Linked DNA regions of Mus musculus: region 2 is linked to region 1. The links are chromatin loops, found by intact Hi-C in ENCODE. Cell type or tissue: gastrocnemius. All regions are shown on one strand. Links, peaks and the distances in the headings refer to the core of each region. The heading gives the core; the rest is flanking DNA.

The links. Peaks named below come from ENCODE experiments on the same cell type or tissue, not always from the same donor. Only the 100,000 strongest peaks of a DNase experiment are listed, where the experiment ranks them.
Region 2: it touches region 1 in a loop (4-fold over the local background); 2 of 42 quality-filtered maps call a loop at or near these places.

What each region holds. Positions count from the first base shown.
Region 1 is chr19:8,710,933-8,715,317 of GRCm38, forward strand. Slc3a2 (solute carrier family 3 (activators of dibasic and neutral amino acid transport), member 2) reads right to left here and starts at 2,965. Exons shown (of 9, transcript NM_008577.4): 1 at 2,410-2,965; 2 at 1,798-1,971; 3 at 902-996. The coding sequence starts at 2,815. In gastrocnemius, for the core only: a CTCF peak has its summit at 2,461; DNase peaks (open chromatin) are centred at 2,119, 2,489, 2,917 and 4,239; H3K4me3 peaks cover 3,852 bases; H3K27ac peaks cover 3,553 bases.
Region 2 is chr19:9,133,196-9,137,580 of GRCm38, forward strand. It overlaps Asrgl1 (asparaginase like 1), which reads right to left and starts at 2,371. Exons shown (of 7, transcript NM_025610.3): 1 at 2,320-2,371; 2 at 1,592-1,792. The coding sequence starts at 2,359. In gastrocnemius, for the core only: a CTCF peak has its summit at 2,458; DNase peaks (open chromatin) are centred at 1,747, 2,097 and 2,431; H3K4me3 peaks cover 1,747 bases; H3K27ac peaks cover 1,474 bases.

The DNA of each region.
Region 1 (4,385 bases), core at 267-4,266:
TCAGTTTCTTCAGTAACAGATTGTCAGTAACAGACAATATTTTGTGGGTTTACTAAACAAATTAGAAAACAGCTATAAAATACTTGGGACAGGAGGCTAGAGAGAGAGCTCAGTGGTAATAGCTTCCGCAGAGTCAAGAGCTTGCCCCTTTTGCAGAGGAGCCAGGTTCAGTTCCCAGCACCTACGTAGCAGCAGCTCACAACTATCTGTAACTTCAGCTCCAGGGGATCCAATATCCTTTCTTGACTGTCCAATACCCTTTCTATTTTCTGTCTTGCCTCTGGAGACTCCTATAATCACCCAATTTGGCTCTTGCTAGTTGCTGGGAGATTTGTGTTCTAGATCTCCATTGCTGAGGATAACCTTAAACTCCCAAGTGCTGGGGTACCAAACATGCACATAGTGCACAAACACTCATGCATAAAAACAAATCTTAAAAAGCATTCATAGTGGAGTTAACTCTTTAAAAAATAATAAAATATGGGGGAAGATAAAATACCAGATACACAGTAAGACTCTAGTACTTATAATTTCAGACTGGGCTCAGTTCCAAATACATCAAACAAAAACTGGGAAACCAGTCAGGTCAGGGTTCCCACAGAGAAAGAAAAGACTTCCTATCACAAAAAGAAAAATTAAACTTCCAGTTCCAGACTGACATCTGAGAAATTCCCTTCCTGGCACAGCCTCACTTCTAGAGTAAAGGAAACACATACACACACACACACACACACAAAGCAGTCAGAACAGAAACAAGAAGAACACCGTGCACCTGGGCCTATCCCTCCGGCTATGGGAAGAGGTATTCCTGCTTGGGAGAACCACACAGTGCACAGGAGGCTTGCTGTGAATAAATCCACACAGCACCAACATCTGTATGCTGTCGGCCATAAAACCTCACCTTCATTTTGGTGGCTACAATGTCAGCCTGAGCAGGGAGGAACCACGCATTCTGGCCCTGGTAGTTGGGAGTGAGGTCCAAAATGATGTGAATGCCTAGAAAAATAACGAGTTGAGAGAACTCCTTTGGGGAAGAAGAGGAAACAAGGAACTTGAACACAGGTTACTAGGTGAACCTACATACGGTTTGCACAGAATCTGAAGGAAACCCACAAAAGCCCTCAGGTGGTTTTATACTAGAGCAGTTCCTCCTCCGCCCACACACACACACACACACAAGTTTCCATACTGAGGTTTTGGTTTCTTTCTTATTTTCCCCTCCCATGAAGTCAGGGTTCTGTGTATGTGGGCGGGCTGCCTGAGGATAAATAAGCCCCTACATCTCCTTCCCAAGTGTGGGGTTATAGGCACATGCTGCTTGTGTTGTGCTGAGGAATCAAACTCAGGTCTTCATGGATCCTAGACAAGCACTCTTACAAACTGAGCTACGTTGTCAGCCCTCTATAGTGAACTCTAAAGCAGCATTTGAATCTCTTCTATATATAGGATCTACTTTATACATTTAAAAGCCATTTATTTTATCGAGCCATGGTGACACACTTAAGTCTAGCACTCGGGACCAGGGGAGCTCTGTAAACTCTCATCCGGCCTGGTCATGGTAGTCAGGTACAGGCCAACCAATTACATGGTGAGACCCTACCTGAGAACCAAAACCAAAATAAATACATAAAAATTACGCTCACGCATGAAGCACATTTTTTAGTGTAAATCATAACATATTCCCCCTTGTGCCTGACACAAAAAAACTGAGCCAGTTAGGAGAAAAATCAGACAAAAACTCTATCCTGTTTCTGGGCCAGAATGCCAAACCCTTTCTAGTTCCTTAGAAAGACCTACTCTTTTTCTTGGCACTTTGTAGAAGGTCTTTAAAATCTTCCTGGGAGCCCAAAGTGGGATTAATCTGTTTCAGGTCGGTTTCATTGATTTCATCCTTCTGGTTCTTGTGAATTGGGCCTAACACCAGGCCCTTCACCTTCAGGGTGCTCAAGTACTCCAGATGGCTCTTCAGACCTAGGAGGAGAGGGTTGGGTTAACCAATAGGGCATGAAAAGCCTCCAGCCTCCACATTCTCTCCACCACTTCCCGACTCCCTCTGACGCGGGTTGGATCATGAGACAAAGTAGCTGACGCAAGGAGTCTCACACATTACTTCAGAAACTGGTTTGAACTGGCTCAGGGCCGCGTGGTTGGGGGAGGGGAGAGGAGAAAGATGATGTGCTGAGTCAGGCACCCTTAGGAAGAAGTAGGGGTCCGGCTAGCGTTTTTTTTTTTTTTTTTTTAAAGAAAGGGGGGGGGATTTTTGCCAGGGAGTCGTCCCAAAAAAAATAGGTTGCAGTAAAGAATCACCAGCGTTCTAGAGAAGACGAGGAGGAAGGAAAAAAGCAGCAGAATGCCCGATTAAACGAGGGATTCATGGGGGCAAGGGATGAGGGTGCACACCCTACTCACCAGCTATGCCTCCCGCATCCCGGCCTACAAAGGCCTGAAGGTCGCCGATGCGGTAGAGGGCGCCCTTGTGCCACCACCTCTGTACAGGCAGCTCACGGCAGCGCGGCGCCCGAACGATGATAACCACGGCGCCCGCCAGCATGCCCAGCCAACCGAGCCAGAAGAGCAGCAGCAGCGCCCAGCGGGTGCGCACCCAGCCAGGGCTGCCCGCTACCTTCAGTAGCTCCTCCTTGGATAAGCCGGTGAACTTGACCCCGGCCTCCGTCTCGTCCTCCGCCACCTTGATCTTCACCAGACCGTTCTTCTCCCCGGCCGCCGCCCCGTCCGCTGCATTCATGGGCTGCTTCTCCGGTTCTAGCTCGTTCAGCTCCACATCTTTCATGTCCACTTCGGTGTCCTGGCTCATGGTGCCTGCAGAAACGGTGACACGACACGGCCTGTAGTCAGTGAGGCAGCTCTAATCCTGCCTGGATCCCCGTTCAGAGAGGCGTCCCGTGGCCGTGAGGCTAGCAGAGCTTCCTAACTGCTTCTGCCGCTGGGCGGGTGTGGCGGCGGGGAAGTGACCCAGGACTCCGCCCCGGTCCGCCTCTTAAAGAGATGCAGAGAAGTCTTTTCGCACCTCCAGCCTCGCTGAATACTCCCGTCTATCCCTAACGCTTATTCCTGCAAGAGTCTGGGAAGGGGAGCTTGTGGTCAGAAACCCTTAGAATAACAAACGTGAATTTGTCTTGACCAGGTTTCAAAGCCCCTCCTCCGACCTTCCGGCCCCTTACCCTGCGAGGCCTCTTTTCTCTCCACAAGATGACACCAGTCTCCATCCACATCGTGATCCCTTCGCCCCAAGCACGGCTCAGGCTGATCTCCCCAACTTCACACAGACCTTGGCACTACATCTCACTTCTGCTTTACGTACATCTTCTCATACTCCGGACTTAGCTGAGTTCCTGGATTCTCCTCGGGGCTTACACGTACTCACCTTTCAAGACTCCTTGAATTTAATTCCTCAGGCAGCAACTATTTACTGGGCACCCACTCCAATCCTTTGCTTCATCAACTGCATAGGATCAACTCTAATCCGTTCTTCTTGATTTTAAAATTCAACTGCAGAATTGAAGTGGTCACTACCCTTATTATCTTACCCTAGTTACTAGCAAGAATGTTGGATTACTGGGAATCAGGCATCCAGAAGAGATTAATGGGGCTGTAATAAACATTCCGAAGGTATTGAGGCACCTACCCTTTTAATATACAAGCTGTTCTAACTCTTTTTTTCTTTTTTTTTTAACTATTTACTATTTTTTAACTATTTACTCACTTATTATATGTGACTACACTGTAGCTGTCTTCAGATGCACCAGAAGAACTATTTACTCACTTATTATATGTGACTACACTGTAGCTGTCTTCAGATGTACCAGAAGAGGGCGTCAGAACTCGTTACAGATGGTTGTGAGCCACCATGTGGTTCCTGGGAATTGAACTCGGGACCTTTGAAAGAGCAGTGAGTGCTCTTAACTGCTGAGCCATCTCTCCAGCCCCTGTTCTAACTCTTAACCACCTTGCAATAACTCTCAAACCCTCTAGTGTGCCGGGCTACATCAGTTGACTATGCTAGGCCCTGGAACCAGCTTAGTTCCCTCACACTTTGAAAGTTTCTCAAATTCCCCCGGCAGAGGTCCTTGGCAAGAGGAAGGGTAAATGGGGCAGACTGGGTTAGCAGCAGGGACAAGTGAAAAGTGAACATCAACTCTAGGAGGTGCCAACAATTTCAGGAACTTTGTGTTCCAATTAGGTTATTTTCAGAGAGAATCGGAAGGAAACAACAGGTCCTTTCTCCCTCTCCCCACGTAGGCCGGCAGCCAAGATTGCTATGTATTTGGAAGAAAGCAGAAGCCAAGGCCAGAACAGTAGAGAGGAAGGGATATGAAAAGTCTCATCACCTGCCACTGTCCTTTTGAATTCCCAAAGTCCTCCCC
Region 2 (4,385 bases), core at 116-4,115, 420 kb after region 1:
TGGTAACAGCAGAATATCTGCCTGGACTGTCTTTCCCATCTGCTGTTTCCAGCTGAGGTATCCCAGTATCTCAGCAGCCTCTGCTAAGACCCTCTGGGAAAATAAATATGTGATGGTTAATTGGTTAAGATAGCCTGAAACTTTTTTCCCCAAGACAGATGGTGGTACAGTTCTAAAAAGCATTTTAATCTTAAGATCTTAGGGTTTCTATTTTAAAACAAAAGAAATGAATGTTTGCCCAGTAAATTAATCAGCAGTGTTCTGATAGATAAACAAAATAATTATGCTTACTTTACAGCACTAGAGAGTACAGTCTTTTGAATTTCTTAGACCACTGCTACCTGGGTCTTGTAGACACATTATGACAATTATTTTCCTAGAACATGGCCAAACACAAAATAATTCACTCTGATTGCATTTCTATGACTTTTCGGAAACACAAACTCATTTCTTCTGAAGGAAGGAGTGGGAAAGAGCTTTGGGGCTTCTCTCAGCACCTCCCTTCTGACAGTGATGTGGGAGTCCCCTCCCCACATCATGCTCTGGCAGACACTGACCTTCTGACACTAGCTGCCTTGAAGAGTCTGATCCCACATCAGACTAAGGGGTTTTCTCCCACAAGAATGCTTCCTTACTTCAGATGCCAATTTTTAAATAGTAGCTTCTCTATAATTTCTGCCAGACAACTGCAAGCCAGTCTCCTGCTAGGGCTTCCTTTTCTAGAGCAGTTCACAGACTCAGATGTCTTACTAGTGTGTCATATAAAGGAGGCAGTTCAACACTGAGATGAACAAACACCGGGCAGGGTCTGGAAGGGTGCTGGGTATTGGGCCCACTTTTGCTGTGGAGCTGGGACTGGCATACGACCATACTCACCAATTTGGAGGTTTTTCCCATCCCCAAAATTCAGGGATAGTTTTTGGATTGCTTCATTGTGGGGGCCCCTTTTTCTTTTCTAGAAGATGAGAGGGGCTGTAAATCTCAAATTCCCACTTAGGGCTTGGTCTGTAAAATGATCAGTCTCCACCTAGAGACCTATCCAGAGTCAATTTTCTAGTCAGAAGATGATTAGTGACTTTACTGTTTAGCAGGGACCGGATATTATAATAAAAGATTCTCCCAGCATCTGTTTCAAGATTTTTGAGCTTAATTTGGGGGAGGCAGAGAAAACACACAGATGCAGAGGGGTAGAGGGAGGGAATGTACACACAGGTCTCAAAGCCGAAATGGCTACATTTTATGGTATGTAGAGTCTACCTCAAGACCCACAAATACCAAAAGTCTACACCTGTAAAGCCAGCACTTGGAAGGCTGAGGCTTGAAGATGGTTTCAGGCTATGGAGGGCTCTCCAACAAGATGCCTGGCTTTTAGTATTGAATTCTTAGGGGGCAGGCTATATAAAAGGCGAATTAACAGACTTAAAAAAAATTCTCAAAACAAGTTGCTTAGTGCAAAATGAGGAAATTCAGCACTGCATCTTGCTCTAGAGTATTATTTGACCACAAAGCCAGTCAGACTGAAGGATACCGCGTCGGTGTGGACAGGAACTTGCTCCGATTTGGCATTATTCACCTGGCAAGCATAATTTACCTGCGTTGAACTCTGGGTCGTTTTCCAGGACAGTCACGGCTCCTTCCACAGCATCTACCGCGCTCCCTCCCGCCTTGAGGATTTTGTAGCCCTCGGTTGCCGCTCTGGCGATGCCCTCGCGCACCAGCTCTTTCCGGTTGGCTGAGATGTTGCTTGCTCCGCCACCATGGACTACCACCACGAGACTCACATCGATGGAGGCTAGGCATCAGGAAGAGGCGAGTGTCATTTTGTACCGGTCCAAGGGAACCAACTCAAGTGAGCAGCAGCGTCAAAGTTGTTTCCGTTCAGTGTCGTCCGTCCCCCCCCCCCCCCCCCCCCCGCTCAGTGAGAGTTTTGTTACAAAACCCCAAAGCGACCCAAGCCTCCCAGCATTCCTCCCCATGCTCTCCCACTCCGACCTGGCAGGGGCATCTGTGGCTCAGAAAGCCTGGTGTCAAGACTCCGAGCCTGCGCTTGTGCCACAGCGCTACCCCTCAGCCTCAGTTTCCCCAGAGAACACCAGCCTCTATTTCGGCGCCAGTACTGAGGTCGCATGTATCAGAGCTCCAGCCCTCCTCCCAGGAATCTCTCTGTGCCTCAGTTTCCCGGGGTCCGTGCTCTCTGTTCCAGTTCACTCCACCTAGGGTCCGGGGTACCCTGAGGACTGGACTTCCCCACGTCCTTCGGACCTGAGCTCCTCGTCTCTGGTAAATCCTACATTTTTGTTCTTGTTTCTTTTCCCATACCTCGGACTGGCGGCGCCACGGTGCCGCGGGCGCACGCCATGATGTCAAACTGGCCAAGCCACCAGGCAGCAAACCGCTCCGCCTGCAACCGCTCTGCAGGCAACGGTTCCGCGCTTGCGCACGAGGGTGGGGGCCCGGGGCGCTGCTGAGTTACCGTAAAGCCCCGGGGTCCCTAGCGCTGCGCACCAGCCTTCCGGGACTCCAGATCTAGAATAACATTGCTTTTCTACTTCCCTAGTAGCACGCGGGACCCTTTGTCTCCTTTGCCTTGAAATTATCGCATGCTCTTAAGTCTTGCTAGTTAGAATGCTACATTAAAACCTTTTCCCTTTAAGTTCCCCATCTTAATCTTTCGGAAGAGAAGAAAATAAAGTATACCTCTGCCTCTAATTTGACAGATTCTGTTCATTAGACACTCTGAGAGCCCAGAAATCCCAGCTCCTCTCCTCCTCTAAGTCTAGGGATGCCAGCTCTAAATCCTTTCATCTCTCAGTGCCCTCTTTTTGTTGACATTTCTTCTTTCCTTGCTTCCAGCAGTTGTGGCGGCAGGGGTAGAAGACCAAACACTTCGTATTCACCAAAGGGATCCTAGAGTCTAGTTTTGTTCTGATAGTCAAAGAGGGAGAACAGATGCCAGTGACATCTACAGGTTTCTGTAGCAGTGACACCTAGGAAGAATGCCCTGCTTTATTATGTAAAGCAATTTTACTTGAATTATGAGTTTGTTTTTTTCTCACAACCTTTGTTTTCTAATTTTAAATTTACTGAAGCAATATTTTATTTTCGTTATCAATCGCTTTGTACTGTTTATTGGCTAGATGAGTTGGTGTCAAAGATAGACTTTCATTTTGCAAGTCCTTCTCTCTTTAAGGTGGGGCAACCCAGGCTCATATGTTAATGAAAAGGGCTGACCTTGTGTAAGACTTCCCAACCATTACTTCTGTAGACCTCAATAAACCTCAATAAAGATGGCTTCAAATGGTCAGGACCCGGTGGGTAAGTGCCAATTTTCCTAATATTTTTTCTTGTTTCCATCTTACCACCAACTAGAGAAAAGTTGTATCTGATTCCCCTAACCATCACAAAGGGCCATCTTTTCTAGTTAGTCTATCCCTAGCTTCCCTAGGCCAAGAGCATCCAAACAGGACACAGCCTGTTTCCCCATAGAGCCCTTTCCTACCCGTTTGCCTGCTTCTGAGTCTCTACCAAAACCAGTGGCTGGTTGGTTCCTTTGCATTAGCAAGGTTTGAGTAGATTTGTCTTGTCCTCATTGGGGTGGGTTTCATTTATTGTGTTTATTTGCTACATAATTAGAGATTTCTGCTTGAAGAAAGATCATATGCAAAAGAGATGTTGGAGAAGGGACCAGCCTTTGATTCTGGAAACCAGAGCATCAGGTCTGGTATTACCCAGTCTTGGTTGCCTGTCCACCTCCTTCCACAGTATTCTATGCTTTCCCACTAGTGATATCTTCACCCCTTTCTCTTTCTTCGAGAGACTTTACATCAGAATGTGAGGCTCTAAGAGTGGCTCTGCTATAGAGAGGAGTTTGAATTTGCTCTAGTTAAAAAGAAATTGAGATGGTCTCATACATTACACTCTGGCCTCAAACTTACTATGTAGTTGAACCTTGTAGGCATAATTTTTATTGTATACCGTGTAAAGATTATCCTTCTATTATTCAAAAGCTGATTTCTCTGTCCCCATATCTAGTTGCAATCCAGACAGGGCATTGTAATGCTTATTCTAAGTATCTTCTGCTTCAGTGTTGCATAAGCATTGCTCCCCATTTAGTCTCTGATTTGTCAATAAGAGTTGACCAGCCAATGACTGAGCAGGAGAGAGGACAGGCCTGGACTTTCTCCCTTCCTTTTTTTTTTTTTTTTTTTTTTTTTTGCAGGTTATATCTTTTCTAGGGTAAAATGCTTTCTGGTAATAGAAAAAAATACATTTCAATTGAAATAAGAAATTCTTTTGAAAACTTGAAACTAAATATACCTTAATGGATAAATACACCTATTTCTCCTACTCCCTCTATATATATTCAAAGTTTACATGTATTTATT